2 separate regions of the Homo sapiens genome follow, and region 1 is linked to region 2. Evidence: chromatin loops called from intact Hi-C (ENCODE). Cell type or tissue: thyroid gland. All regions are shown on one strand. Links, peaks and the distances in the headings refer to the core of each region. The heading gives the core; the rest is flanking DNA.

The links. A loop is a pair of places that touch in the nucleus more often than their neighbours do. Peaks named below come from ENCODE experiments on the same cell type or tissue, not always from the same donor. Only the 100,000 strongest peaks of a DNase experiment are listed, where the experiment ranks them.
Region 1: a loop joins it to region 2, with 2.3 times the contacts of the local background. A loop is called at or near these places in 2 of 110 quality-filtered maps.

The regions. Positions count from the first base shown.
Region 1 is chr15:61,819,401-61,835,475 of GRCh38, reverse strand. It overlaps LOC124903501 (a long non-coding RNA gene), which reads right to left and starts at 781. Exons shown (of 3, transcript XR_007064668.1): 1 at 699-781. RefSeq lists enhancers at 3,133-3,997, 3,998-4,863, 6,863-7,362, 7,363-7,864. In thyroid gland, for the core only: no CTCF peak of the experiment used is centred there; no DNase peak of the experiment used is centred there.
Region 2 is chr15:61,631,012-61,647,086 of GRCh38, reverse strand. LOC107984782 (a long non-coding RNA gene) reads left to right here. Exons shown (of 4, transcript XR_001751569.2): 2 at 11,598-11,672. Among named protein-coding and RNA genes, the nearest start is that of LINC02349, 91 kb to the left of the region's middle. RefSeq lists an enhancer at 5,805-6,433. In thyroid gland, for the core only: no CTCF peak of the experiment used is centred there; a DNase peak (open chromatin) is centred at 7,386.

The DNA.
Region 1 (16,075 bases), core at 7,408-12,407, 190 kb before region 2:
CAGAGACCGCAGTGAGGGTTTTTCATTTATGATCGTTTATGTCTCTTCCATTCAAAAGGGTGCTGCGAGGATGGGGTTCTGGGGCTATATTTCCTGAACCCCAGCTGTCAGACCCTGCAAAGCCCTGTGTCTTTGCTGGAACAATAGACTGGAATATTTGAAACCAGAACTCCAGAAAATCCAGGACAGATGGCTTCCGTGATCGGGGCAAGCTCTGTGTCACAGAGCCCCCGGGCCTCCCTGCCCTGGCCAGAGTAACTCCTGCACTGGCACTCTGTGGCTGAGGGGGGTTACTGTCGGCTCAAAATGCCAGTGAGCAGGTCACTGGTTCATGGTTTGTCGGTGGCCCGCTCTCAGCGTGCACTGTAACCCCCAAGTTGAGCAGGGGGGTGTGATATGTCTGGTCCACCTAACCGGCACCTACCCCATTCTGTTTCCTCCTAGCTCTGTGTTTAAGGACCTCGTTTTGTGCAACCTGCCCCTCTGTGAATGTCTTCTGACACCGTGGAACATTCGATGAGAATAACCCGGAGCCACATTCCCACCGCACTTTAAAAGCCTTACAGGGTGCTTTTGCACACGGGATGCCCCTACAACCGTAAGGCAGGGGCAGGAAGAATGACCCTCGCCCCTCACGTCACAGATCAGAACAGAAAGGCTCAGAGCAAGTAAGTCCTGCAATTAGGACTCGAACTCACATCAGATTCAGCAGGGGTTGCTCGTACTTCCTCAGGTCTTTGCAGCAGCAGGAATTTGGGTTTGACTTTAGAGAAAACCTTCTGAGCCCCTGACCTTCAAACACATGGGTGCGTTTTAGGAGATTGTGACGCTGCCTTCAGATACTCTTCATAAAACGGCAGCGACGTGTGTTCCCTGAATGGGTTGAAGGGCGTCCTTCCTTGAGGCAGGAGGATGAACTGGATAAACCTGGGGGTGATTTCTAACCACACTGTTTTGGAGAACAAAGCACCCAGAAATAGATGAATCGGTCCCTTTAAACAGAAGAACACTTGTGTACAATTGTATGGAAAGCAGGCAATTTCCAGTTCAGTTAAGAACTACTGTAGGGCCTTTGAAGAGGTGCTCCTAAAAGGTGCTATGATGGATTTAAAAATTGTGTGCGGCTTGTGAGCTCATTGTTCCAGAGCCCGGCCTCTGTCCCGCGGGAAGCGTGCAGTTCTCTCGCTGGCCACAGGGTGGCGGAGTGACTTAAGCTTCGTGCCTCTTTCAATCTCGGGACAGAAAGCTCAGCTTCTGCCAAAGTGAGCAAAATGGAGCATCCAAGAGTTTGTTTAGAGTGGTGTGGACTTCATGTTTGTGAAAACTCTAAATGTCAGTGCTGGGAGGTGGTGAGGAAAGGGGATACTGGATTCTGAAGTAGAGGGGGCTTTTCCAAGGAGCATTGAGTGGCCAAAGTCAAATCCACCCATAGGGCCAGGCATGGTGGCATGCGCCTGTAGTACTAGCACTCTGGGAGGCTGAGGCAGGAGGATCACTTAAGGACAGGAGGCTGAGGCTGCAGTGAGCCGAGTTCGCGCCACTGCACTCCAGCCTGGGTGACAGCGCAAGACCCTGTCTCTTAAAGCAAAGAAATGATCACGATGACCTCATTAGCTGGCAGATGCTGAGTGAGCTCTGTCCCTTGGAGGCTCACCTTTGGAAACTGCAAAACCACTGCCACTTCCCCCATCTCTATCTGAATTTCCTTTTATAGATTGTTGGTCCTCATTTTTTTGCTCTTTTTTTTTTTTAATAAAAGGAGTGGTTTAAGTGTTTGTATACATTTTGGAGGAAATAATGTCTGATGAGGCAATGGTTCATTATTGAACCCCATATTTGGATATATGTTTCTAATGTGCATGCTGTATTTAGGGTTATGGTGAGAGAAAAGATTTAAATTTGGGAATAGTTTGGACCTTCTTGGGTGTGCATGCGCTGCACGGGCACACACACACACACGCACAAAGACAACACAGCTAGACCTGAAGGAGTGTGTGAGCCATGGTTAGAGACACTGAGGACCTTACCAAGTTCCCGGGTTAGGTAGAAAGGGTAGGATCCAGGATAGATCCCACTGTTGCCCATGTAGAAGCTCTGGGCTCTCATCTCTTACACTTCTGCCTAAACCCTTGGCGCCGCCGTATAAAGACAGTAGAAGTTTAAATGGCATAGTGAGATTAGCAGAAGGAAGGTTGAATTGCAACATGGGTACAGTTTTGAAGCACATCTTGGGGGATAGAAAAGCCTGTAATATTTTTTGTAGAAGTAATTAATATTCACTTTCTCAAACTTGAGATCATAGACTTGTGTGGTATGTGTGTGCCTGCAAGTGTCTGCGTATGAGACACACACAAAAAACACACACCATGAAATTGCTGATAATGCTTCAGAACAGAGTGCCCATCTTTAAATTTTTTCTTCCTTCAATATTTGCTTTTTCATCGACATTGATGACATTCATTTATTAATCTTTCCTAGACATTTATAGATCACCTACTGTGTGCCAGGCAATTAAGATGAAACAGAGTCATGCTGATGTTTAGAAAAAGACAGATCCCTGGGAATCCATTCTTTTTTGATAGGGAAAAGCAGGGCTCTACATTTGGCTGAGAATGTGGCTCCAGGATAGGCAGGCTGGGTTTGAAACCCAGCCCAGGCTCTTCCTATTATTCAGCTTCCTCCTCCTAAAATACGGATAATAGTATTACCCACATCAACACATTGTCGTCAGAACTAAATGAACTAACATAATGGGCTCTCCACAGTACACCCAGAAAGAAATCAAGAAACATGTAGCTCAAGGAATATATTATTCCTCTTTCTTTATCAACCAAAGCGTTCCATAATCCTCTTCTAACAAATATCTATCACGTGCTCATAGACCAGTTACTGTAGGGAATAAAGATGAGCTGGACAGTTGTTTCTGCTCAGGGAGCTGGGAAGAGCTGGGAGACATGTCACTGTGGCCACCAGGGAAGGGGTAGGTGGTGACAAAGCTCAGAGGTGAACCTGTGGCTCTGGGTCTACGAAGATGAGGGAGACGTGGCTGTGGCCTCCGGCTCAGATCGGGCTGCCTGGCTGGGAGCACTGTTCACCTGAGATACAGCTCCTAGGTCTTTTTAGAAACTGCAATCCAATACCTGAAGGACGGCATGACCTTCAGAGACACAGAAGGACTGTGCCTCTGTCAAGAGGATTCTAGGGCATAGGGCAGTTGTCTTTAGAGCTGACCTGAGCCCTCATTTGTAGGAGCTCCCTGAGCTGTGGAGGCCTGTGTCATTCTTCGGGGCCTGGTGATTAAGACAGGTCCATGCTGGTGCCTAGGGGTGCAAAGGAGGCCTGCCCAGGTACTATCTGCTCATCGTAGCTGGGGCTTCCTGGAGCTGTGCCTTACCCCAGGTTCTTGCCGCTTGATTGATGAAGGTGTGTGGAGGGGAAACTGTATTTATTAATAGCTCCCCAAGCCTCGAGTTCCCTGGGGGAGGATGAGTGAACGCTGGACTCTCGGCAGAGGTGGGGCAGTGCCCCAGGGGAGGCTCTGAAAGACTGAAAGCCAAGACCACTAGGGATTGATGCTGCCCCGTGCCCCACCCCAGGGCCAGTGGACCTTGTGGGTCACACAGACAGGGGCTGCGCTCTGTTCGCAGTGCCCAGCTTGTGCCCTCCACAACGGGGCACCCTGTAAGCATCTGCTGGGAGAGAGATGGAGAGAGTGAGGGCGAGTGCCCACGCCTCCACCCTGGGAGAGGCAGTGTGATGCCGAGAAGAGGAGGAGCAGCGCAAGAAACCTGAGACCGTTCTCTGTTCCTTTGTTAGCCAGGCCACCCTGAGCAGATTAGTTTACCTCTCTGGGCCTTGATTGAGAAATCTGTAACGGAAGGAGGAAAACCACTGCTGCTGCCTCCCTTGCTGGGCTCTGCCAGTGTTAGTGGCTGCAGCTGGTGTGTCTGGGACCTGGTAGTGTGTGCAGACAGCCTGCTCCGTGGGCTCAGTCCAGTGCCAGCTCTGTCCAGTAGCTCCCAAGTCGTCCCTTTCCTGCCCCTGTCACCGAGCCTCTCCCCTCAGGTGAGGAGCAACTGGCAGTGTGGACAGATTATCCGTCCTCACCACGGGGCCATGACGTTACCTTTCAGGAATGAAGTCCACTTGGGTTTTGAAATCAGTGGGCTCTGACCTTGCAGGCCTTCTTCCTCAGTCTCCTATTCCCGGTGGGGCCCAGCGGCTGCCCCACACTGGGGTCCCTGTGGGGTGCCACACTTTCCTGACACCTTTCCCTTCACACAAACCACAGCTTCCTTAGTTTCCGCGAGGTGGCCATCTAGCTGGTTGGGCAACATAGGCAATGTGGGTGGAAATACCTCAGGGGTGTCCCTACCCCCACCACCTCCAAACCGAAGTGCACTCCCGCAGTGCCCCATGGCAGGGCCAAGAGGGCCACGACTCCTCCTGCTTCCTTGTGCTGCTCAAAGCTTTGCCTTGGCCTTGGCTGCCTGTGGTTCACTCTCAGTGTTCTCCATTGGAGCTCCAGGTGAGGACACTCACAGCGTCCCCTCCCCACAGTGTCCCCTCAGCCTGCGCTGGTGCCCACCTCCCTGCAGAGTCAGATGACACGGGGAGATGCCTCCTGTTCCAGGCCCTGGCTGGGGCCAGGGCTGCAGTGATGACTGAGATGTGGTCGCTGACTTCCTGGAGCTTCCAGGCTAATTGGGGCAGTCAGATGGGTTTTAGATCTAGGCCTCATTGGTTCTCTGGATCCCTTGGCTGAGTGACAGCAACCATCCCTGGCATTTCTCAAATCTGCAGATGCCTGGCTGCTCTTCATTCCCATCAACAAGTATTTATCAGGCACTTCCTGGGTTTTGGGTGCTGGGCTGGAGGCTCCTTGTGTCTGTCCTGCAGCATGTGAGAGGCTCTGCTGCTTCAGGACGGCTGGACTTGCATCTGCGGGATGCACCTGTCCACTTATTTCGATGCTCTCATAGTCATAACTAGGACCATTCCAGATGCAGCGGAGAGAAGTTAATTTACCACTTACCGTGGGTGACTGAGGGCCCCGGGGCCTAATTAACACTGGGTTTCTTCTTTTTGCTGTTTCTTTGTGACACGTTCTCCCATTTTCCATCTTCTTCACATTGGTTTCTCTAGCTTCCTGCCTCTTCTGAACCTTTTATTTTTTAATCTTTCTTCTTGAATGATTTCCTGTATCCTCCATCCTCCTTCCTGTGCATAGCGGGAGAAAGAGGAGTCCAGGCCAGGGTGGGGCACATTCATTGGTAATGGGTGAAGATTCTGCTTGACTTGGAAATCCACACATAGAAGGGGTGGGACCTAAGACAAAACACACGTTGCCATATGTAGCCCCACCAGGATTTTTTTCAGGTTAACTATGAAGAAGAAAATCAAATTCAACAAATATTTGCATTACCTCTCCTCCCTCCACAGTGGCCAGCTTTGCTATGAAAACACAGTTGTCTGACCTATCTCACCTACATGCAGCTTTTCAGTCCTCCCTTTAAAGTGTTTTAAATGTAGCTTTTTTGATAGATAATATGTGTGCATGGCCCGAACTCGAACAGGTCCAAGGGTACACAGGGGAGAGTGCTTCCTCCTGATCAGCTCTTTCTTGATGCAGGTGGCATGACCAAGAGCTCAGCATTGACAGGTGAGGTGGAGTCTGGCCCTCCTGGATGGCGGGAGCTGGGTCACAATGGTGGCTGGGCAGGAGGAGGCATTCTGGCTGATGGTGGCAGGCTTCATGGACCGACCGCAGGCACAGAGGCTCTGGTCATGCTTGGCAGCAGCTCGGGGCCATTGCCGTGTATCTTTTCCCTGCTTCCTCCCTACGCCCTACCCCCCTGCTGTGGGCGGTGACCTGTCCTCACTGTAGCCTGTGAGCTCTCTGCCCCTGGGTGCAGGGCTGGGATGCCAAGGAGATGGGCAGGATTTTCTCCCAAAAGTGTCCAACCAAGTTCTGGCATTAGTACTAAGAGGGGGCTCGGCAGGTTGAAGACAATGATTTGTTATTGTTATTGTTTAATATTCATTAAGCGCCTGTAATGTGTTGGATGACATTGAGAAAGATTTGTGGCTGGTGAAATTAAACTGAGCTCAGAACTGGCCTGGTGCCTCGAGGTCCCTGGCGGGCCAAATTCTGGTTTATTCTGTTTGTCCACAAGAATGACCTCACAAACCAGGAATGAGAAGCCCCCACCAACAAAGGCCTGCTGATAATTCTCCTTAGAAAAGGCATTGATTCTCATCTCTTCTCCCACCTTGGGTTAAAGAGTGGACAATAATGCTGTTGCCTTCAAGAATGAGACAGCCAGAGAGGGAAGGTGACCTGAAAAGGTGACAAAGCAATCAGTGCAAACTACATCCTTGGGCCAAATCTATGACATCAGCAAAGCTGGGCTTCAGTCCTTCCCTCCCTTTTCCCCTGGTCAGGGTGCTCCTCCCTAAGACAGGAGGCTCCTCATCCTTGCTCCCCTTTCAAGACCACTTGCTGGGCACCCACCATTTACTCATTCATACTAAAGAGTAACTGGCCGATAGCTAACATTCTGATATTCTCGGTACACATCATGCATTGTGCTAGGTGTTTTTACCTCTATTATTTCACTGAATTCTCCCACAGCCCTTGATGGTAAATGCTGTCATTCGCCACATTTACTTAAGGTAATTTACTTAATAGATAGCAGGAGCCAAGGTGCTTGGTCTCCACCCTAGAGCATTATATTTACCACACCTGGGCTAGTTTACCCTTTAACAAAGCAGAACGTGGCCAGGCACAGTGGCTCACCCCTGTAATCCCAGCACTTTGGGAGGCCAAGTCTGGAGGATCACTTGAGCCCAGGAGTTCAAGGTCAGCCTGGGCAACATGGTGAGACCCCCCGCCATCTCTACATTAAAAAAAAAAAAAATAGCTGAGTGTATTCCCAGCTACTTGGGAGGTTGAAGTGGGAGGATTTCATGGGCCCAGGAGGTCGAGGCTTTAGTGAGCTTTGGTGGCGCCCCTGCGAAGCACTGCAGCTTTAGGCCCTGCGTTCATTCCTGGCCAAACATTTGAATCACCTGGGGGCTTTTAAAGGCTGCTAATGCTGGAGCTCCTCTCTTGAGATTTGGATTTAAATGGTCTGGTGGGAGAGGGGAACCAGCGTTGCTATGTTTGAAACACTTACCAGGTGATTCTAATGGGAACCTGGGGCTGAGAACCCCGGCTAAGCAGGAAGACCAGCAGGGGGCCCGTGCACTCTGAGCACCGGGAAGAGGTGAGGGATTCACCGGGAAAGATGGCCGCCCGGGCTGGAGGCACAGGGCGGCAGCTGTGACTGTGCTTACTAAAGAAAGCTGGTCTTCACCCCTGGGAGGTGGCGCATATGTGCTTCCAAATGGGAGGCCGGATGTGGCTGGGCCAGCTGATATTTTGGAGCCCAAGGACCGATCGCCAAGGCCACGTCCTCAGGGTGGCCTTCAGAGGGATCTATTTCAGGAGGGACCCAGAAAGTCGGGACTACTGTGACCCTTGCGTTTTTTCCCCACCAGTGTTGGCTGGCTTGACTGGAGGAGATGCTTTTGAAGGGCTCTGAGGTGCCTGGGAGGGGCCCTGGAAGCCAAGCCAGGAGGGGAGTTTTGGGGAGGCGGGAGTGGGGGAGGGTGCAAGAACAAGGCACAGGAGAGACCAGGGAAAGATAATTGGAGCCCTTGGAACTGAGCTCCCAGCGACAGCCTCTGCCCATAGCGTGGAGAACGTTAAGTCCAGCTCCCTGGAGGCAGAATTCATCTCTGCGGTTTCCCTTCCAGAGCATGTGGCCGGCATCTCCACTAAGACGAATCACAGCAGGGCAGGTTAGTTCTTCACCAGTGTCCTCATTTGCATCGTAAGGAGACCTTGAGGTTTGAGAATGTGTTTTGTTCATCTTCATATCGTTTCTCCCCCGAAACACTGCTTAGCAAACAGCCAGACACATAGCAGGTACCCACAAGGGTGACCAGCTGTCTGGGTTTGCATGAAGCTGAGAAGGTTCCTGGGATGTAAAACTTTCAGTGCTAAAATGGGGGAATGTCTTGGACAAACTGGGACAAGTTGGTTACCTTAGTGCCCAGGGAAACCTCAGAAGCAAGAGCCCAAAATGGTGGGTGGTTGGTTGGCTTCACTGGGGCCCCAAAGCTGCCATGGATAGTGTTGGCATAGCCTTTCTGGGGGCGGCTGTCACCCTAAAGGGTATCCCTGGCATGGCATAAGGACCCTGCCACAGTCATTGACCCCATTAGTTGTTTCCATTTCTTTGGATACACAGGAAATAAACACCAGCTGAAGGGATGTGTACCATATGGGTGGTGGGGGAGGGAGAAGGGGAGTGAAGTCCTAAGTCATAAAGTCTTCATGGGAAGGTGGGAAATTCACCTCTGCTTCCAACTAAGAAGAGAAAAATGTTTGGAAAACAAGAGCTGGCTTCAAGAATGGGACACAAGGGGAATTGTCCAGGGCACAGCACACCGTAATGGTCAAGATAATTGCTACTGTCTTTTGATCATTTGTTTTGTGCCAGGTATTGTAGTAAGTTTTTTTTTTTTTAACACATTTGTTGAAAAATAGAGAAAACCACAAAAAACCTGAAAGTGTTCCATAGTCCCACCACTATTCTGGGGTGGTGGGGTAGCAGTCTGGGGGGCATCCTTCCTGACTTTCTCCCACCTGAAGTGGGTGGATCTGTGTCTATACGGGTATGTCTTTACAAATGCAATCAGTCTGTACATTTTGGTCTGTAATGGATTTTTTTTTAAAAAATGTGTATAAACATTCTTCCTTCCAGATCATTGGATACTGATCTTCTTTGTTCTTTTAACTTCTGCGTAGCATGCCATATGATTGCAACATATTTTTTCCTACCCATCCCTTATTGGTAATTTACTCAGATATTATTATTTTCATTTTGTTATTGCAACACCTCATTAAACCTTTTTTACATATCATTATGCATGTGTACAAATGTTCTGTTGAATATTTCCTTAGAAGTGTCTGAATCAGAATTCATCCACATTTTTACTTTGTAAATATTGCAAAACTGACACCCAGAAAGGTAGTGGCAATTTATTTTTCCAACTCCTTTTCTCTACACTCATGCCATTACTAGGTGTTATCATTTTTTTTTTTTTTTTTGCTGGACCTTTCAATGAAAAGTTGTATTTTGTTGTTTCACTGTGCATCTCACTAACCATCTTTTTGATACGAAGTTGAGCATCTTTTCATCTATTTACTGGCCATTTGAATTACCTCTTCTGTTCATATCTTCTGCCTGGTTTTCCTCTAAAGTACTAATAGTTTTCTTATAAATGTATTAGAGTTCTTTTTGTGTAAGAGATACACTTTGAACCTTATAGCCTGTTATTCTTTTTTACTTTTCCAAATAAGGTTTTAATTTTAAAATCTTTTAAAATCTGTGAAGTCATTTCAGTTTTTTCTCCCTTAGGAAGACCTTCCTTATAATGTTATAAAACTGTTCTCGAATGCAGTCTAAAATTTTATGCTTTTTAGGAATGCTTAGTTTTTTTTAATCCATCACAAGACGGTATCATTTTTTTTCTTTCAGAGGGATATCCCATTTTCCCAAGACTTAAGCTGCCACCTTTATCATTTATTAAATTCCCACATAGACTCACATATTTTTCTCCCCTCTTGCCTTTTCCACTGATCTTTTTGTTTATTACAGTGTCATTATTGCTTTGATTAGTGCAGCTGTTGGCTACATTTGCCTTTTAAAAGAATGTTTCACTATCACTTGTCTTGTTGGTCAAAAATTTCTTGACAATCCTGCAAAATTTTATTAAGGATTGCAACATCCTTGTTAAATTCTTTGCCCATCCTTTTACTTTTAAATTAGTGGCGACAGGGAAAATCTGTAGGACCTTAGAGATACCAGTAAATAGAGATTGAGCAACAAAGTGAAAAAAAATCTAACAAAGGAGAAACATGTATTCTATAGGTGTTGCCGAGTGGTAGCCTGGGCAGATTTTATCACAGGGGAAGTTAACACACAGAAAGCCCCCATCTTTTGCTTACCTTCTTTATTCACCTTTAGGCCTGAAAAGACATATTTTGGAGAACATGTATTGACTGTTCCAGCTGTGAGCATGCTTCCTGCCCTCCCTCCAGGCTGCCCAGCAGTGCCGCTGCTGCAAATCCAGGTGAGCTAGAGGTGCTCAGAGACAGAAGGGGCCACCTTGCATGGGAAAAATGAGTTTCTAGCTGCTGAAGGTGTTCAAACCTCCTGATGGAGTTTTCTCAGAGAAGATGGGGTCCCAGGGTCTGATGATCTGTGCTAACCCTGAAATTCTCTGATTCTGGGACTCAGGAATTGAATATATTAATGGGAAGGTGATATGGTTTGGTTCTGTCCCCACCCAAATCTCATCTTGAATTGTACCTCCCATAATTCCCACATGTTGTAGGAGGGACTCGGTGGGAGATAATTGAATCATGGGAGCAGTTCCCCCAATACTGTTCTTGTGGTAGTGAATAAGTCTCACAAGAACTGATGGTTTTATAAGGGGGTTTCCGTTTTGCTTGGCTGTCATTCTCTTTTGCCTGCCACCGTATAAGACATGACTTTGCAACTCCCTCACCTTCTGCCATGATTTCAAGGCCTCCCCAGCCACGTGGAACTGTGAGTCAATTAAGCCTCTTTCCTGTATAAATCACCCAGTCTTGGGTATGTCTTTATTAGCAGCGTGAGAACAGACGAATACAAAAGGAAGAACATATAATGCATTTAACAGCAGCAGTAGAAGTGGAAATCATAGAAGGGAGACGGGAGTCTATCAAGTTTTCACTGGAATGCAAATCTCAACCTGAAGAGAAGGACTGTGTGGGGAGAGCAGTGGCAGTGCTATTTTAGGAGTGGATGGATAATACTTTTTAAAGGCAGAATACAAAACTGGCATGAGGCAAGATCCAGGAGTAAAGGAAGACTTCAACCATCTGGTCATCAGCTGGAGTCTCAGGCTGCTAAAAACATAAATTCTTGTTTGGCCTTGCTGACAATTTTATGTCCAAAAGTTGAGGAGAAGAAGCAAAGAGAAAAACTGGTCATTGGGACCAGAAAGAATTTATGTGTGGGTAGGAAAAGACAAAGATCCCAGAAGAAAGTGGCCTTCATCTTAGAATCTAAGAAGGAAGCAAGCTGAGAATGAAGTGAGGCATGTTATTTACACTGGAGGAAAAGCAAGTCGAAACAAGGCAAGAGAGGGGGTAGTAATTCTTACCTTTCAAAGTCTTCAAAGTTTATATGAGTTACAAGGACAGTAGACTCTACAATGCCATTGTTTGTGTTTCATCAATGACCCAAAAGAAAGAGATAAAGAAGGCTCTTAAAAAACTAGCATAGCCCTGCAAAAGATGGGAGGAGGAGTGGGTTAGTCAGGGTTCTCCAAGGAAACACACCAATAGGATGCACATATAAACACACATTTTAAGGAGTTGGCTCACATGATTGTGGGGGCTGACAAGTCTGAAATCCATGGGACAGGCCTTCAGGTTGGAGATGCAGATAAGAGTTGCTGTTGCAATCTTCTGTTCAGATTCCACAGGGCAGTAGGCTGTAAACTCTGGCAGAGATTCTGTGTTGCAGTCTTGGGGAGAGTGCCTTTACCTCGGAGAACCTTGTTTTTGTTCTTAAGGCCTTCAGTGGATTGGACGAGGCCCATTCACATTGTGGTGGGTCATCTGCTCTACTCAAAGTCTACTGATTTAAATGTTAATCTCATGTAAAGAATACCTTCACAGCAACATCTGGACCAGGGTTTGAGCAAGCAATTGCGCACCCTTGCCTAGCCGAGTTGACACACAAAATTAATTCTCAAAAGGAGCATGTGGCCAAAGGCAAATACAAGAACATGGTGATCATGAAAGATGAGTCCCAGGAAGGCTGGGAAAGCTGAGAAATGGCTGAAGAGTCATCTAAAGACCGTGGTGGGGACGCTGAAAAATTAGTGTGCAGTAGATGTATGGTGGCTTAGTTTGTTTGAGCTGTTATAACAAAATACCATAGACTTGGTGGTTTATAAACAACAGAAAATTATTTCTCACAGTTCTGGAGGCTGGAAAGTCCAAGATCAAGGCACTGACAAATTTGGTGTCTGGTGATGCCCTTCCTGGTTTATAGATGGCGGTCTTCTGTCTGTGTCCTCACGTGGTGGAAGAGGCCGGGAGCTTGCTCGAGCCTCTTTCTTCAGGACACTAATCCCACTTAAGAAGGCATAGCCCTCATGACCTCATTGCTTCCCAAAGGCCCCACTTCCAAACACCATCATGTTGGAGAATATGTTTTCACATATGAATTTTGGGGAGACACAAACATTCAGATCGTCGCAGATGGGGTGTTCAGTAGAGTAGGGTCAGATCACTTGTCTTTCCTCTTTACTGATCAAGGAGATGTGTCTCTAACCTGGGCTATGTAAAACATAAGCATATTAAAGAGATGTGAAGCTGAAGATAAGAAGAGAGCCCCCAAGCACCTTTAAATCTACAAGCCTATGGGCTGAGACCACTTTCAGCTCAGGGCACTGAAAATTCCTGGAGATGTGACCACTGAACCCCTGTCTGAAATTTTAGAACACGGAAAGCCAGAGGGGGGTCAGAGCACTGCAGACTAGCTATTTGGCTTTTCATAAAAGGAACATACTGCATATAAGGCCCTAGTCAATTTTTAGAAGAAATTGCAAGCCAGTGGTAGCATTTAGAAATAAAGGGTTGCAGTGAGAGAGCCAGCCTGGGGTAAAGGATTTAAAATGTTCTGTGCACCTGTGCCTTGGGTGCCTCATCCCAACCCTGGGCCCAGCCTTGCCTGCCTTCACCATATCATCCACACTTGCAAGTGAGCAGAGTCAGAGGGTAAGGGGCGTGCCCAAGATCCCACAGCTGGAAATAAAAGAACTCAGGTCATTAGCAGATCTCGTGCTCTTTCTTTTACTGTACAGCAGGGGTTGTCAAACAATGGCTGTAGGCTGAATCTGGCCCACCAGCTGTTTTTGTAGGTTCTGTGAGCTAAGAATGGTTTTTTACATTTTTAAATGGTTAGGGGAAAAAAAAACACAAAAAGGGATTTCTATTTTGTGACCTGTGAAAATGATATAAAATTCAAATTTCAGTGTCCATCAATAAAGTTTTATTGGAACACAGCCATACCCACTAGTTTATATATTGTCTGTGGCTCCTTTTCTGCTAGAATGGTAGACTAGACACCATGACAGAGACCCTCTGATTTTCAAAGCCTAAAATATTTTATCTACCCCTTATAGAAGAAGTTGGCTGACCCCTTCTCTTTAGCCCTTGGCCAGTTCTTCTCGGGCTCCTATGTTAACAGCTACCAGAAAAAGATAATGAGGACATGTCAGAACCTGGGAATGAAGGGTATGAGAACCATTTTTCATATTGGCATGGCTTGAATTAGGTAATTCCATGGAGCATGGGAAAAGAAGGGGAGACAGGACAAGGCGGGATGCTGAAAGATCCTGGAATTTCATTTAATTCCATTCAGTCTGTTAAATGGTGGGTCTGGCTTTCAGCAGGGCATTTGCAAAGACTCTCATGATATCCCTGACCTACTAGAGAAAATGTGGATTTGATGACAACAATTAGATGTATGTGTCGTGGGCCAATCAACTTGTACCCATAGGATTTGATTAATGAATTACTGGCAACCTTGGGTCTCTAGTAATACACTGTAGGGCCATATTTTTGAGCCTGCCCTGTCTAACATTGACATTGAATGTTTGTATAAAGGCACAGAGAGCATGCTTATCTACTCCAAAGTGAAATAAGGCCAGGAGCATTAGCAGTTCAAGTCAGAAGACCTGGGAGTTTCATATTAACAAGAAGATTATAAACCAAGAGTGTGAGATGATGGAAAATCAAATCCATTCCTAAGACAGAAGAGCAGTATAGTGCTGAGATCAAAAGAAATGACAGGACTTGCATTGCATTGGATAGATGTGCTGGGAGCACCGTCTCTTGTCCTAGGCTTCAAATCTTAAGAGAGAACTTTGAAAGAGAGATGGCTACGGAGAAGCTTGGCCAGGGTAATTCTAAGTCTGAGAATATCACATCAGAAATAGGAGAAGGCATCAGGGATATTGGGCTTGGGGAAGAGAACTGAAATATGGCATTGTCTTGGTTGGGCTCTCCAGAAACAGACTCTGGGACAAGGATTGGGTCCACGTGCTTTATTTGAGAAGTAAAGAGAACACGGGAAGAGGGTGGGGAAGGGATCCAGGGCAGGGAAGCAGCTAGTAAAGGGTGTGTTATCCAGCCAGCTCCCACTGTGATGAACTGGGGCTTCACACTGCAGAGAAACTCTGGGAGGTGGTATAGAGCGTGCTTCTCAGTCATCCCATTCAAGGCATGAGGACTGGGACATTTGTATGTCGACACCCACCCTCATTGACTAAGGGCTATGCCCAGGGGTCTTTCCAAGGCTTCTGAGGGAGCCTAGACACAGAGATGAGGACACTGTAGTGGGAAGGCTATATCATATGGATAGGATACTAATCCATGTGCTACAGGCACCTGTCCCCAGGTATTGGAAGAGCTGTAATATGGAAGTAAACCTTGGGTGAGGAGAAATGAGCCTTTTCTAACTTTTGTGGCTCCATGAATTGATGGCTTCACAAGGTGATGTGAATTCTAGCAGCAGAGCCTGAGGGGCCAGATCTCGGATATGCCATGGGGAGATTCTGGCTTCGAGGGAAATGTTGAAAAGGATGGCATGCCATCCCTTTCCAGGCCAAGATGCTCCAATTTTATGAATGAAATTCTCCTGGGATATAGAGGTAGTGAGTGGAAAGCTTGGTGGTGAAGGTGAGTATCCAGAGGAGGAAGGCCACCACTGGTCATCCCCAGCCCACGAACCATACCACGTACCCCATCTAACCTCAGTGGAGGCCAGCCCTGGATAAGTGACAGGGGCTGCCAGCCAATTCTAGTCCAGGACTTTGATCCCCGGACTCCCAGCATTAGCATCGCTGAGCAAAATTGAAGGGCACTTAAAATAAAGCCTGGGTTCAAAAACATCCCCTTGGGCAAAAACATCAATGCAAGACATTGCGGATCCTGCTTGTTCACCAGCCCAGCAGCCCCACAGCTTCGTTGCAGAGGCCTTTAGGCTCTGTGGCTCTGTGCCCCCTTTGAGCCTTCCCTCCCAGACCCTCCGTGCGGGAGCTCAGCAGCTCACGACAGAGGCAGCTCATTATTTTGCTGCAGTTGACTTGAAATCTGAAATCAATCGGGTATCAAATATTCAGTCCTCGGTTTGATACTGTTTTTCAAAGGTGTAATAACGTTCAGAAATGACACCGCATTTCCTAATTATGAAATTCTGTCGTTGCCGTTCAGTCTAGAATGACTTGGCTGCAGGGTTTTTTCTTTTCTTTTTTTTTTAAGGTTTAGCATACAGTACGATTATTTTAAAATTGCTTTGGAAGAATGTATTTCATCAGCAAACTACGAGCATGCTTATTACTGAAGTTTGGAGGCAATTTGAGAGGAAGGATAAATTAGCACAGACTCTGGGGGCCTCAAAGCGTGCCCTCCCTCATCCTCCCTGCTCCCTCTCCCCGGAGCTCAGGAAACCTTTCACTCTCGGTGCCTCTACAACTCCTGCCTGCTTCACACACGTCCACCAGTCAAGGTCATTAATGATTTGGGGATGGGGAAGGGCTGATGGGGAAATTCCTGCTTCCCATGAGAACCACGGCACTGCTGAGAGGAAGGATGGAGAAGGGGCAAGAAGTTAACCCAAGAGCTCCCTACAAATCCGGGATCCTGAAAGCCGGTGTGAAGAAGAGCTGCTGTAGATAGCAGAGCCTGCGGGAAACCAAAGGCTTTGCTTGCTCGGGGACACAGATGCCTTCGCGAGAAGTGGGACTGTCGAGTGAGCTGCCAACACTTAAACAGTGGTCAGATGCTGGGTGTGGTGGCTCATGCCTGTAATCTCAGCACTTTGGGAGGCAGAGGCGGAGGATCACTTGAGGTCAGGAGTTTGAGACTAGCCTGGGCAACATAGTGAGACCCCATCTCTAC
Region 2 (16,075 bases), core at 4,421-9,420:
CAAAGCTGAATTTTTATATTAACCTGGCCTTAACCATGCCAGACAGAGTCTGTCTCGGTCCTCAGGAGACAGAGCCATGCACAGTACTTGCTGCACCGTCGCAGTCTGATGAAATAAAATGAGCATAGGGCCAGGGATCAGGAGGCACAATTGCTGACACCAGCTTAGTTACTAAGAGATGCGCTGAATGACTGGGGCAAGTTCCTTCCCCCAGCGCCTCCGTTTCCCCCATCTGCACAATGAAGGACTGGAATTAGGTGGTTATTAAAGACTCTCTGGCACTAACATTTCATGATTCTATGGCTCTTGATAATGGCCATGTGTGAAGTCCACAGAGGCCTCCTTCTTAAATGCTTAATGTAGAATTAATACTTTATCACTTTTTCAATTACCAGCCTCTCTAGCTTTTCTTTGGAAGGAGCAAGAAAAAAATGAAGTACAAGAAACGGTAGGTCTTGTTATACCTGAAAATATTAATAATATAAAAATATCCCTTATACTGCATGTTGGTGAAAAACATAGGTATCTCTACAGAGCGAGGTCCTTTGCTATTTCTAACCTTTAACTCACAAGCGAAGTATTAATTGTCCCATTTTACAATGAAGAAACTGAATTTCAGAGATGTAAACTCACTTCCCCAAACTTGTGATGCCACTAGAGAGAAAAACCCTGGTGTACAGAGCTCTATACTTGAGCTTGGCTGCTGTCTCCACAGCCAGCCTGCCCTAATATCTGTGGGGATTAGGGCAAGAGAGTAAATGGACACCATTTATCTAAATATTTCTAAGTCAACCTTCATGTTTTCCCCATAGGAGCCTTCTTTACAAGGTGCACATATGTGCCATTGTCATACTCTACTCCTCAGAGTCCAGGTTGGTAGCGGCATTCCCTGCCCTCTCATCTAGCTCATGTGAGTTACTTGAGCTCTCCTTCATCGGCCTTTGGTGAGCTGGAAGACTGGGCATTTCATAGCTTCATGTAACCACAGCTGCTGACTAACGACCCACATGTCTTTAGCTCTTATATTAGTTTCCTGTGGCTGCCGCAACAAATGACCATCTACTGGGTGGCTTAAAACAATAGGAATTTATTCTCTCACAATTGTGGAGTTCAGAAGTGCAAAACCAAGATGTTGGCAGGGCTTCCTCCAAAGGCTCTAAGGGTGAATCCTTATTTGCCTCTTCCAGCTTCTGGTAGCTCCAGGAGTTGCTTGGCTTGGGGATGCATGTCTCCAGTCTCTGCCTCTGTCTTCATGTGGCCTTCTCACTGTATATCTGAGTGGCAAATCTCCCTCTGCCTTTCTTTTATAAGGATACCTGTCATTGGATTTAGAGCCTAAGTCTAGGAGGATCTCATCTCAAGATCCTAAACAAAGAGTCCAGCAAAGACTCTTTTTCCAGAGAAGGTCACATTTGTAGGTTCTGGCAAATAGGTTATGGACATATCTTTTGGGGACCACCATTTAACCCACTACAGTCCTGGATGCCACCAGCTGGGCTCAGCCAGGGCTAGGAAGATCACTGGATGTGCACAGGCATAGATGAAACCAAAAGAAACATGGGAAATAACTACAGCATGCAGAGAAGGAGCAGGACATGAACTTGGGGAAGGAAGGGAACATTTACTGGGGAGAGCTGCAGCAGTTGGCGCACCAGGGCCCAGGGCTGTGGCAGGAAAGCCTAAATACATTTCAACAGCCAAACTGCATTACGTTTCTACTCTGTGAGGTCCTATGGGAGAAGTCAAGACATTTGAGCCGGTGCTGAGGCCCATGGTTTGCAGATTGATGACAGGAATAGCAAAGAAGAAGGAACCCTTTTGTGATAGTAACTCAGGTGGTCCCAGGATGCAAACCAGGTTGGGACCTTGGTAACATCACAATGGTGAAGGCTGGCAGGAAGCCATGTTGCAGTGAGATGGTGGCTGAAGAAATGGTTTCAAATCCAAAAGACAGCTCAGCAAAGGATAGAGCAATGAACACTAAGCAAGGGAGGCCAAATATTAGATTAATCATTGATAAATGCTATCATTAGTAATATTAAAAGGTACCATTGACCAGGTGTTTACTGTGTATCAGGAGCTTCTGTGCTAAACATTTTTACTGAGATCAATTTATTTAATGCTCACAACAGCCTATGAGGTAGGCGTTATTTTTTAGGGAAAATTTGAGACTTGGAAACGTTCGAGAACTTACCTAAATCCCACAGCCACTGGGGGGCAGGGCTAGTATTCAAAATCTGGATTACATGAGTTTAGTGTTTCTTTGTTTAGTCCTTGACTGAGCAAATGGGTGGAGATCTGCCCATATCTGGCAGGGGCCAGCCAGTGCCTAGGAGTACAAGGGGATGCTGAGTCAGTCCCTGGGAGGAGAGAAATAAAAAACTAGGGCCTCCATCAAGCACACTGGAGTTCACAATGGAGCCTCAAGCTGGGGACTAGTCAAGGAAACCAGCCAGACCAGTTGGCGGGGACAGAGGCAGGAGGCTGGTCCTGCAGACTCAGCTATGGGCTAGCCCTGGAGATGGCAGGGGCTGTGTGTAGGGGCTTTCACACCCCAGAGCTTGCTCCTTGTTCATGGAATAATGGTGAAAGTAAGGCAGGCATTCTTGCAAAGGAAGCAGCTTGATGATTGGGTGCGAGGAGACTGTCTCTCTACTAGGAACTTCCTAAAGCAGGGTGTGGGCTATTTTGGTTCTTCCTGCTTCCAATTAAGATCAGCTCAGGAGCAGATTGGAGGCAAGGGAATGGGCTAGGGGGATGGGCCTCAGTGCCCCCAGCCCTGAGAAAGTAGAGAGGAAGTGAGGTGGCAGCTGACAGGCACAAGTCTATGTGCATGTGTGTGTCCATCAAGAGATGGAGGGAGACGGGGGACTTGACTCTTTTTTTTTTTTTTTTTTTTTTGATAACTCAGTTACGGGCAGGGGACTCTGATTGCAGTTTCTCATAAGTTTGCCTCTGGCTTTCACATCCTACCATCTCAGAGTCTTTGTCTTTCCTGTGTAAAAAGTTAAGGCCTGTACAAGTTCAGAGAATTTCTCAAAATGAACTTATTAACACATTAGTTGTATAAATAAGTATTTTAATTTTTGTGGTGCACATTAAAGTTGGGGGATAGGAGACTGTCAGAATTCTTAATCGTCATGAAATATGCTCTTAATAATGAATCTTATTAAATCTAAATGAAATGCCTGTATGAGGCCCTATTTTAGTATTTTCTGAACTCACTGCAGCTTTTTTATCTCAAACAGCAACCAGAGTCATTCTAAATCATCATCAAATTAACTATTTATGTTCCCTTTCACAAACGTTCCCTTTCTCCCCCTTCTGCCTCTCCACCAACCTCTGCACAAATCTCATGTTTTATGAAGAAATAATCAGCTCTTGCAGCTCAGCGGTGGGCATTCTTTGTGCGCTGGAAGGGAGATCCAGTCACGGGGCAGAGTGATCCCCTGAAGTTCCAGAAGTGCAGGGGAAGTATCTCCTCAGAGGCGGCTATTCCTGAATGAGAAGTCCTCGGCATCAGGGGGCAAGAGAGTATGCCCACTGGAGCGCAGCCTTTGCAGAGAGACATCTGATTGCTCCCTTAGTCAGCTTCTTTTGGCAGAAGGCCAGTGACAAGGTAACGCCTCATCTCCATTCCCTTCAGATGTGATTTGGAGGAAAGAAGCCGACCAGCTTTTCAAGACCTTTTCTGTTTTGCCTTTTGGAAGCATAGCGGAAATTTGCCAATGCAGAGATCTAAGTTGGCCAAAACCATGGTGGCAGATACAATGCAATGTCACTTCAAAGTCTGGAGAAGATCATGAAAGAGTTCCATCCACGATCTTCTAAGATGCAGGGAAGAAGAAAACTCAGAGATTCAGAGGTGACACCTTCTATGTATGGACAAATTCCCCCTCCCTTTACTTTGGGACAGTAAGTTGGATTTTTACCAGAAGAAAAGGAAAGAGAGAATGAAGTAGTGTGCTATGAGAGCATACAGAGCACAGGTTTCTTATCCTAAGATGACTATCATCTTGCCCTAGCCCCTGCAGGAGGCTGGCACCATCCTGGGAGCCCCGTGCCATGGATAGGGAAATGGAAGAGATCTGCCCAGCTTCATTCAGCCTTTGCCACCCTCCCTTCCCTCCATTCATCAGGACAGCCTGGGCCAGGAGCCTCCTTTTCTTCAGCCCTTCTGCCTTCTGTTGTTACTCTGTTCTCTTTCCAAGGGTGGAGCTGAAGCTGGACCTTTGGTCAGGGCCATCACTTTCAGATCCATTAGCGGCAAATGGTATAGGGGCCAGCTAGATATGAAAAAGCTTTACATTTTTCTATGGAAACATCATTTAGCAGTAAGCACAATGGACACCAAAGCTCACCTACTTGAAAAAGGGGATATTCTCCCAGGAGTAGGCAGAAGGAGGGAGTTAGAGAAAGTCTGAACACCACCATCCCTGTTGCATCCCACATGGGTAACTTAATTAAGGCCAGGGGTAGCGAAGCCACTTTTCCAAAGTGACATAGCTGTTAGCACAGAATCTAAACCATTTGGCATAGCTCCTGGTTCTGAACATGGTATCTCTATGACCTTATGGGAAACGATTTCCTCTTCTTCCTCCTCAGTCCAGCCTTTACTAATAGCTCCTCAATACATCTGGGCTCTGTTTTGGCATCTGAGCCACGGGGGGCATCTTGGGGTGTGGAAGGAGCTTCCACTGTGATGGCTGATCTGGGCTTGAATCCCACATCTGCCACTCACTAACGAGTGGCCTTGGTCAAATGAGATAATCTTTCTGGGTCTTAGTTTTCTTATCTTTAAAATGGAGGTAATAACATCTTCCTCATCAAATTAAATGAGAAAATGCATGTGAAATTCCTGACCCATGATAGGTGCTCAGTAAATGCTACTTCTTTCTTTCCTTCCACAAGAATGAATGTAATCAATTTACGAACAGGATTCTGGACTGTGTTTGGCATCATTTACATGCTGCCATTACACAAACAAAGATGTTTGAGCCTGGAGTTGGCACTACTTTGTTGTAAACTGAAGTTGTCATTAAACTGAAATGAACACAGTATGTCAAGTTCAGCTATTTTTACATCAGGGAGAAAAACGCATGTCACTTAAGGACATAGCACCCATCACAAGGAGCTGGGAAGGCACATTTGTGAACATTGACATGAGGCAAACCAGGGGCTTTTCGTAAGTTCAGCTGTGCCCTGTGAATGTGATGGTTTCTGTTCTCTGTCGTGGCTCAGATGGGCCGAAGCCCAAAACAACATGGTGGCATACCCTCTGCGGGCCTTGCAGGTGGCCAGTTGCCAGAATATACCTGAGTCCTGGTTCTTCTCAGTCTCACATCTGGGATCCTCACATCTGAGCAACCTCATAGACTAAGTTTCTCCTAATCATTCAGTCTTTCATCAGACATTTACAAATATCCGCTTTAATCCTAAGCCCAGGGGATACAACAATGATCATAGGGCACTGAATAACCAAAATGTTTACAAAGTAATATTGCACTTAAATGATAGAAAGTTACATTGAAATAGGTAAAATAACCAAGCAACAATCGAAAACAATTGCATGTCAGCAAATCAGGAAATGGCTTTCAAAAATGGCCATTTAGAAGGGAGAACTAGGTTTTGCTGCAATCACCTATGCAGCAATGGAAAAAGAATTGGATTGCAACTTGGGGTAGCTAGGTTTAAATCCCAACTTTTGGTTCTGGATAAGTACTTTGTTTGAGCCCCAGTTTCCTCCTGTGTAAAACTGGAACTATAAATACTTTCCTTATGGTATTTTCATTAAAAAGATTAAAGTCAGTAAGGTTCTTGGAAACACCTAGTACAGGGCCTGATACATAACAAGTGCTTGGTGAACGGAGGCTGAAACTGAATTTGGAGAGGCTGCAGAGAGGGTCAGAAGCTTCAAACAAATCTCACATCAGATAAGGTTCAGGCAGCATGACTTAGAGCAGATGGCTCTTCAATTATCCAAATTAAATTGGATGAAAAATTCACCCTGGAGATTTTTAGGTGAATTTCAATCCTGTGTCTCCTTTTCAGTATTTTAGCTCCTTCACTTGCCCACCCACTGTGTAGAGTTGTTTTTCCTTTAATTTACTCAACATTTGCCTCTTTCAAACTCCAAGGGGAACTCTTTTGTTCTTGTGGGCCTAAACTCTTTATTGACAAAGGAATTAGGAAGTCTGTGGGCCAGGGAAGTGAATCTACTTTGAAGCTTCATAATTAGTATCTGCCTCAAATAGCTTCTTCTAGTGCCTATTTAAAACAGAAACCAACTTATCCTCAACTCCCTTGATTTCCCTCCTGCCCTTTGCCCCTTCTGTAAAACAATGGTTATTTACTTTAATTGATACCAGAAAGTCACAGAATCATAGGATTAAAATAGGCTGGGAAAATGACAGTAAGTGATGGTCAGGACCCGGCAGGGTCTGGTGTCCTGGGACTCCTTGTCTCGTGCTCTCCTTCCTCACTCAGTCTCTGCTCCATGTTCAGGTGCCCACTTAGTCTTACCCCCACCCCACCCTCCCCAGCCCCTCCCTGTCTTGGACACATGCCCCATTCACTTACAGCCGATACGAGGAGCCCATCTAAAATATATTCTGCAAAAATAGGATCAGTGCATCTCCATTTCCCCTGAGTGAACTTACCAAAACCTATGATTGTTTTATTGCCTTCTTCTCATTGCCATTGATACTGTCATTCTTAAAAAAACCTTCTGCAATTACATAGCAAAGTTTGCTTTTCAAGGCACTTTTATATACATTATTCCAGTTGATCCCCAGAAAACCTTCTGCAGTAGGTGTGGTATGATTATCTGCGTTTTACAGATGTGATAAAAGCACAGACTTCCCTCAGCTCACACAGCAAGGCCAAGATGGAGCACCCACATCTCTCATGGCTGGCCAGGACTCTGCACTACACCTCTCTCTAGGCACCAGAGATGTTTAGGGAAACTCAAACACCAGCTCTTGCCATCGTTTTCTGAAATTCCTCTTTAGCTAATTCCACCACCCCCATACACACTTGCAGGCCTCTTTCTTCCAGGAATGATTATGCAGAAAATGGGAACAGACAGTGATAGATGGACTTTTCCATTTTCTGCTAACGTGGCTATCAAGTCAGAGCCCATTTTAATGAATGTCCATTAAGGTCAAATTTGGAAAGCAGGTATTAAGAGTCATTGCCGCTAATTACACCCTGAGAGCTCTATTTGTATTTTCAAATTGGATAAAAAGGTTAGTAAAATGGAACGTTACAGCACAGGCTGACTCCCGGCTTGCTCTCCAAGTTTTCGGAAATGATCGGCTGCCCAGACTTGCTAAGAAATAATGTTCTGTCTTATTCTTGCCTCGTGCCTCACAGGTGAGCCAGCGCCATGAGGAGTGGCTGCCTCTTGAATCCTGTCAGTCTCCGGCAGATCCGATTACATCTGGGACCCTTAAGAGTACTTGAAGCAAACGGCGCTGGTCTATTTTAATCCTGCTCCTTCTAGAAACTAGAAACTGTAAGGAGAGTCTTCCTGCTGACAGGTGGCTCCATAAAAGTCGTCCATCTGCTGCTAATTATGGCAGAAAGAAAATTCACAGAGCCGAGTTTTCAGTTTATTTGCTAAAGATCTCCAAAGGTGTAACTGTCTTCCCAGATCACAAGGCCATTCACAGCGTTACATCTATAGCGCTTGTTAATTATTTAAATAATTTACAACTCGGGGTGGCAGCGAGCATTTAACAGAAGTCTGGCTGGGTGAGGATGGGTTTGATGGTTGATCATGGCAGAGGAGGAGAATCTGTTTTCACAGCTCACAGAATCTAGACTTGTGGGGTTTTGTTGTTCTCCTTACCATTCTTTCCAAGGGAAACTCAAAAAAGGGTCAGAATTTGGAATATTTTGGACTTGATTGCTTTGATTCCCAAACTTCAGTTCATCTCCCTCTCCTCTTCATGGTTTCATCTATAAAATGGGTACAATCTCTCAACTGTTTAACTCAGAAGGCTTTTGTGATCTTGGAATAGGATAATTTATTAAAAAGTGTCATGTATAGCATAATATATAAAGAATTTTAGACCCATGAAATAGATAGAAATGAGTAAATCTGATAGGTCAGATGATAAAATAATTTAATAATAAAAGACAGATATTTTTCCCTTCCCTGTAGTTTTCTTTTCCTTCTCCCATCTAGATACCAGTAGAATTTAAAAGTTGCTTCCTTATTTTTGTTCTTATAGAATTATATGTATATATATTTCTCTTTTTCTGCAACAATAGTCTTACATTATAGTTTAGTCATGGGTTTATGGATCCATCTCCCTCTGCTAGACTGGGAATGACTTGAGGATGGGAACAATATCTTATTCATAGTTATGTTCCCAGTACCTAGCAGGGCCTGAAACATCGCAGATGTTCAATATATGTTAAATTGAAGAGCCTTGACATTAAGCAAATGAAACAAAGGTGATTTTACTTTATGATGAAGTTATATTCAATATTAACCTTAATTAGTGGCACTAAATCTGTCAAATTCAATCATTTTTGACATATTTGATGATTTTTCTGCCGGTGCTAGAAATACTATAAAATCCATTTTAAAAGACGTATAGCTCCAAGTTGGGTGTGATAAACTGGAACCCTCCTGATCTGTTCTCTAGGTTCTGTCCTTGGGCATTACACAGAACCTTACATAAGACTCTGGTTTTCAGGTATAAAATGAAGGTAGGATGGGGTTACACAGAACCTGATGTAAGACTCTTGTTTTCAGGTATAAAATGAAGGTAGGATGGGGTTAACCACATGACTTAAGTTACATCAAATACTCTGATGGCTATAACGTGGAAGTCAGAAATTGGTCCCTAGTTGAATGATTTGCAGAGAATATACCAAAAATACAGAAATCAAATGAAGTCATTGCACATGAAAATGGTAGAACAGTGAGGCAATGGTGAGGTCAAAGGCTAGGGTCCATGTCATGAGGCAAAAGCAGTGCTAGGTCACCCCTGACTCCATCTGGCCCATTTTTTGACATTATATTTGGATGTCCTTTTACCTAGATTATATTGTTGGAATATAATTCATATGGTTTTCTATATATTCAAGTTCTCATAGAAGGGAGGTTAGGAAAATAAGTTTTGATAAAAATGACATAAAACAGCCCAAAACAATGAAGAAGTCTAAAAAAGTGGCTAGAAAAGAATTGGCTGGGATAGTGAAAAGATTTTTATTGCAAAATGTCCTATTAGATAAATCTGGTTGCATTTGCTGTTGATTTTATTTTTAAAATGTTTCATTCTGCCACTGTTCTTTGCAGACTTTCTACTTCTGGTTTTTCAATGTTGCTCTATTCTTTGAAATGTTACATGCATATGGAAGCTGCAAAGTGGGCACTAGATTGGAATAGGCCTCTCAAACCCTGCCATTGTTTGAATCTCAGTTTTGAACTAATTGCCTAACTGACTTTGCCTTGAATACCTCCTGTTCTGGTCTTACCAGCTTCTTACTTGTGACCCAATCCCTTGAAGCTGAGCTTCACTTGGTCTCATTTCTCTGTGCATTTCTTGGTTGCTTTCCTTGATCTCTCCCTCTAAATAGATCTATTTTCTAGATCTCTCTCAGCAAGCTGTCAAGCCTGCTGGGTAACCTCTTCTGGCCTGGCTTGGCCTTTGAAAGCATCACTTCTCTCCTGGTCCTTCTGGCCCCTTGAATATGACTTAGCAAGAAACTAGGTGGATAAGCCTCATGTTATGGGAACTTTTAGTTACAACCAGACTTCAGTGAGTCTTCCTCCAATCTCTCTCACTTTTCACAATTTTTCCATTCTCCATTGTACTGTTGCATAAGTTCCCATGGCAGGATTTTCCAAAATCTGGTTGTGCTCAAAGCCTTATATATTTGATTGAAAGAAACATTGCCATAGCTCTTTCTTCCTCCTTTTCCTATAGCTAATTGTAAGACTTGAGGAAAATGAAAAGGGGCTCCTACTTGGGAAAGAGCTGGAGAATTTTTGACTCATAATCTGTATAACATGAACTAATGTATATTATACATTGTTGTATGATATTCCTTATTGACATTGTCTCTCTAAATATATGGCTGATTCCTTAGAAGGTAAATACTTCTCTCTTGTCTCTCTCTCTCAAGTTTAACACCATGCCTGCACATACTGTAGGATTATTAAGTATTTTTTTCTTTAAAAATTTTTTTTTAAATTTCAATAGCTTTTGGGGTACAAGTGGTTTTTGGTTACATGGATGAATTGTATAGTGGTGAAGTCTGAGATTTTAGTGTACCCATCACCCAAGTAGTATACATAGTATCCAATGTATAGTTTTTTGATCACTTACCACCTCCCTTCTGAGTCCCCAAAGTCCATTATGTCACTTGTATGTGTTTGCATACTCATAGCTTAGCTCCCACTTATAAGTGACAATATGTGGTATTTGGTTTTCCATTCCTGAGTTACTTCACTTAGAATAATGGCCTCCAGCTCCATCCAAGTTGCTGCAAAATACATTATTTCATTCTGTTTTACAGCTGAGTAGTTTTCCATGGTGTATATTTAACACATTTTCTTTATTCACTCATTGGTTGATGGGCACTAGGTTGGTTCCATATCTTTGCACTTGTAAACTGTGCTGCAATAAACACATGTGTGCAGGTGTCTTTTTGATATAATGGCTTCTTTTCCTTTGGGTAGATACCCAGTAGTGGGATTGCTGGATTGAATGGTAGATCTACTTTCAGTTCTTATGCAGTGCACAAGTGCTCCCTCTTCACCACATCCACCTTCACGTCTATTGTTTTTTGACTTTTTAATAATGTCCCTTTTTGCAGGAATAAGGTGGTATCTCATTGTGGTTTTAATTTGCATTTCCCTGATGATTAGTGATATTGAGCATTTTGTCATATGTTTGTTGGCCATTTGTAAATCTTCTTTTAAGAAATGTCTATCCATGTCATTTGTCCACTTTTGATGGGATTTTTTTTTCTTGCTGATTTGTTTAAGTTACTCGTATATTCTGGATGTCAGTGTAAGATCATTAAGTGTTAACTATAAAAGTCACCATAGTGTGTCCACTAACTCACACTTGAGTGTTATTGTTACCGCCAAATGGCTGCCGAGAATCATATATTCTTATCTCTTCATTTCGTAAAGATGAGATACCTTTGTAAATCAAGGCCAGTGAGGTTATACTTTTGTTTTTCAAGAAGAATTATTAGTGAGAGTATGCCAATAACCCTAATATGGTATAATGATGTCCTATGTCATCCTGAATAAATAAACAATTATTTGGGGGTGATTTTGTACTTTAGCAAAGGTTTTTTCTGTGATTAAGTGAAGTATATATGCAAAATATTTTTGGCAATTATATTCTCAACACTCCAGTGTGTGGCTTGATGTTTTGAGAAAATACCTTCATTGTTACTACTCTGTGGAGCTTTTGCCAAGGTACATTTTGCTTTGCTAGTGTAGAAATGGCCTTTCTGTGGCCACTAACGATTTCTTGGCAATCCTGAATCAAAATGTCCTTGCCAGAACCTAATTTAGGGAATTGCATCTTTTTCCCACTAATTAACTCCATTGTTTCAATTAGGAAAGAACTATTCCTTCCAGCCCAGAACACTGTCTCTGAACAGCAAGATGGCTTTGAAACGCTTTCACAACGAAGGTAAGGATTTGTTGTACTAAGCTCACCCAGCATCTCTTGGGGCCACATTTTCAAGATGGCTGACCCTGTTTTTTGAGGGTCAGTAAGTTGGAATCAGAGGGTTATATAGAGTTGGAAGTTATATCAAAAGAATGCAGGGGAAGCTAAAATGATTCTTATTGTTCCCATTCTATGGATGAAGTCTCCCTGAAGTCAAGTATCCAGGCTCATCACAGTTAGAAAGTGGAAGAATCAAGATTAGAGCATAGGTCTCGTCTCTCCTTGGATAGGCAGACTAGTTCTGACTGGCTCAAGTGAATGTCACATCATTGAAATTGATCTCCTTAGAAGTGTAGTAACTAGCTGAGTTAATCAGTCATAAATTCTAAGAGCCATATCAGCCACTTGACTCTCATGGTACATGGCTGAAGTGATACTTTTCACCTAGAGTAGAGAGCATAGTCAGCAGTCTCTGATCTTTGGCTAGGAAATCTAAAATTACTTCCTCTCCATTAATGCAAATTATTATAATTAACATCAGTGATGTATTTAATTGCTATTTGTAAAAACTACTTTCTATCTGCATTAAGGTTTGAAAAATAGCTATAAATATTTTGGTGGCTTGTGACAGTAAATTAATTGCAGTACTGACTTAAGAATGATTTAAAACCTTGTTAATCTATTGGCTCATTTTTCCAAGTGACTTTGCCCCTTTAGCCAGAAAAAGAGAAGTTACCAAAGATACCTTTGCCTTTGACAGATGTTTCTTATTTGTTATCCCTGTATTGGATATTTTAATGTTCAGAGAGAATGGTAGAATGTAAAAGATGCTTATTTGGCCTTTCAGAAGAGGCTCTAAGAGCTGATGGGAGGAGGAATAATATTAACTTACCCTTTCCTATTCTCATAAGAGTTCTTCTCTCATGTCACCCATGGAGTGTTAACTGAGTATAAGACACGGGATCCAGGGTCAGACACATGTTCCTTTCAGCTCAAAATATGCCCTAACAGCAGCTTCAAGATTGTCAATGCTAACATCAAGAGGATAGGAACAGAAATCAAACAACCTCTCATACATCTTTAGTCTATATTATCCAGCTCTTAATTTACAGGGTATCATCTCAGCTAGTATGTCATTTTGAATCAATAAGTTCCCTGTTTTGATTCCTAGCTGTGTGAAGAAATATTGCCCTTTATTTATTTGCTCTGAATCTACACTTATAAAAACTCCATGTACTGTTCTTTATCCTGATGTCACTGGTTTAATTAGGCAAGAATGGGAACTATGCAAAGGCACCTGGCTGACGGTCCAGCCAGCGCTGAAGGTAGTCATCATGAGAACACCATGTCCAGGGTATTGTTTTCTATTGTTCCAAAATTGCTGGTCTTTGGCGCACTGAGAATTGAAGCAAATGTTCCCCTCCCAATATTGTATTTTGTCACCGGCATCCAACTAGCATTACTAATACTCAAATCCTCATTCTTACTCAGTATTTCCTTCCTAATGATGTCTAGTATTTGGCTGATTTTTTTTGTAGCTGTTCATTGACAAATTTTTTTTGTAATAATGATTTCAAAGTCCATAATTTGCCATATTTTTCTTATATATTAGGAGAAGATCTTCCTATTTAAGATTTATAGATTAAGCACTGTTTAAAAGATTGGACTATAATGTAAGAACCTTGTATTAGTCAGTTCTCACACTGCTGTGAAGAAATATCCAAGACTGGGTAATTTATAACAGAAAGAGGTTTAATTGACTCACAGTTCCACATTGCTAGGGAAGCCTCAGGAAACTTACAATCATGGTGGAAGGCAAAGGAGAAGCAGACACCTTCTTCACAGGGCAGCAGGATGGAGTGAGTGCAAGCAGGGGAAATGCCAGATGCTGATAAAGCCATCAGATCTTGTGAGACTCACTCATTATCACAAGAATAGTATGGGGGAGACTGCCTCCATGATCCAATTACTTCCACCTGGTCCCACCCTTGACATGTGGGGATTATTACGATTCAAGGTGAGATTTGGGTAGGGACACAGCAAAACCATATCAAACCTTGAGGGCAAGGAATAGTTGACTTCATAATTTTATACCTAATGGTACCTAAAATAGTACCTAAAATATGGTAGATACATGACCCAAATTCTCTAAATTAAAAGAAATGACTATGGCCGTTTGTGGTTATCAACATATTATCTAATGGTGAGATCAATTTTGGATGGAGAGATTCAACTCCGGAAAAGATGCTGACACATAGTAGTGAAAGATGATGTCATTTGTAACTTCAGTGGGTGGTTCCTTATTTCATTCATTTAATAAATATTGATTGAATCCCTATTATGTTCTAGGCATTGAGCTAAGTTGAAGGAAACTAGAATGTAGTTTGAAATTCCTTTGGGATCAATCAATTACATTTTTAAAATGAATTTTAATTATTATGTCTCAACAGAGGTATAATTTACACAGAATAAAGTATATAAATGTAAAATGTACAGCTAAAGTTTTTACATTTATGTCCCCATATAACTACTACCAGATCAAGTTATATGATATTTTCATCACCCCAGAAAGTTCCTCCATGGGCTTTTCTGTTAATTACCTCTTCTATGTAAATAAGCATATTCTAATTTATACCAGCATATATTAGTTTTCTGTTCATCAATTTTTATAAAAGAAATCATACAGCATATGCTTTTTTGTATGTTTGCTTTATTTTACCGAATATACTCTTTTAGAGATTAATCCATGTTGCATGTGTAAGTAGTTTTTTTTAAAGTTAGTAGTTATATTTCCAGAATTATATTATTTAAAATGGTATTAAGAGGACTCTAGGAAATGGCAGTGTCAAGGCAATAGTTTTTAAATCTCTGGAAACACCCATTAAAAAAAGTCAGAGTAGGATAACAAAGCCAAAACACCATGTACGGTATCCACAACAAAACCAAGTGAAAAGATGTCCCTACAAATGCCAAGCATTGAGCCATACTAACCAGACTACTATAGTAAGGAGGAGGCAGAGGGGTAAAAGAGGTACTTCTGATGTACTGACTAACAATCCCAAACTGACAACAGACAGTCACTTGAAAGCTCAGCAAGCCAATCTAAGGAGAGCAGTCAAATCTGGGTGGGAGCTTAGCCGACTAGAATTCCCGGGTAAGACTGATGTAGCCAGAGATGTCTGGGACCTCTGTACTCTTGATACTAATCATCCAAATCTCCCTTCAAGATGATTTCACCAGGAAGGAGAAACTTCTGTGAGCAGAATCCAAATTAGTTAGGTTAGGGAAAATAGGGGCAAAGAAAGGAGAAGGAGGGAAAAAGGAAAATGAGCAGAGCCAGTGGATCTCAGGAAGTATGAGAGTATATGTTTTCAAAAACGCTTGAGAACAACAGAAAAGAGAGCTCTACAGAATATAGCATGAAATCTATCCTGGTTCATCTTTCCTTTCTAGCAAAGAAAAACCTGTTTCACTTAAAATGAGCAACAGAAAATGATTGCAGGCAAATCCCACATAAAGTCACTATAAGGGGGAAAAAAAAAAACCAGGACCAACACAATATTCATATAGACAATCAAAGAAATCAGAAGATTATGTTTACAAAATAGATGAAAATTATAAACTAATATTTCAGAAGAGATGAAAAATAATATGAAATAATGCAAATAGAGTAAAAGAAGCTATGAAGGAACACAAATAAGCTTAGAGAAACTCAGAAATGGTATGACTGAAGAAAAGATAAGAAAAAGAAAAGCTTTGAAAAAGGACCTGTCTAAGCTTAGAAAATAATGAAAATTAAAACATTATTTCAGAAATAAAGTCTAAATGAGAAGGAACACAAGCATGAATAAGCAACACACAAAATTCCTTAGATAAATAGGAGATTGAAGAGAGTGACACAACTTTAAATCAGAAAGGAATTCAAAAGAGATGAAACAGATTAGACAGTGATACAGAAGCTAGACAGGGAAGATCCAATGCATGCATAATAGGAGTTTTCAAAGAAGAAAACAAAGATATGGAAAAGAATTAATATTAAAAACTATAATTCAATCAAGCTTTCCTGAAATAAAAGTAAACAAAAAATATGCACTGAAAAAGGGCATGCTATTTCTGAGAAAATCAATTCACAGTGGCCAAACTGGCTTAAAAATTAAAGAAAAGACTTCTTTATGAGCACCCAGACATTGATACTGGCATTCACAAGAGAGGGGAAAAAAATCAAAAAATCAGTTTGTCATCAATCTTTTCAAAAACAGTGCTTTAACCTGAAGACAATAAAGAAACATATTTAGAATACTCAAGGACATAAATGATAAGCAATGGAATTTATACCCGGCCAAACTGATCTTCAAGTATAAAGGTTGTGGCAGAGTATTACATACATGCAAAAACTCAGGGAGCGGTGTTCTCCTGAGTTTTTC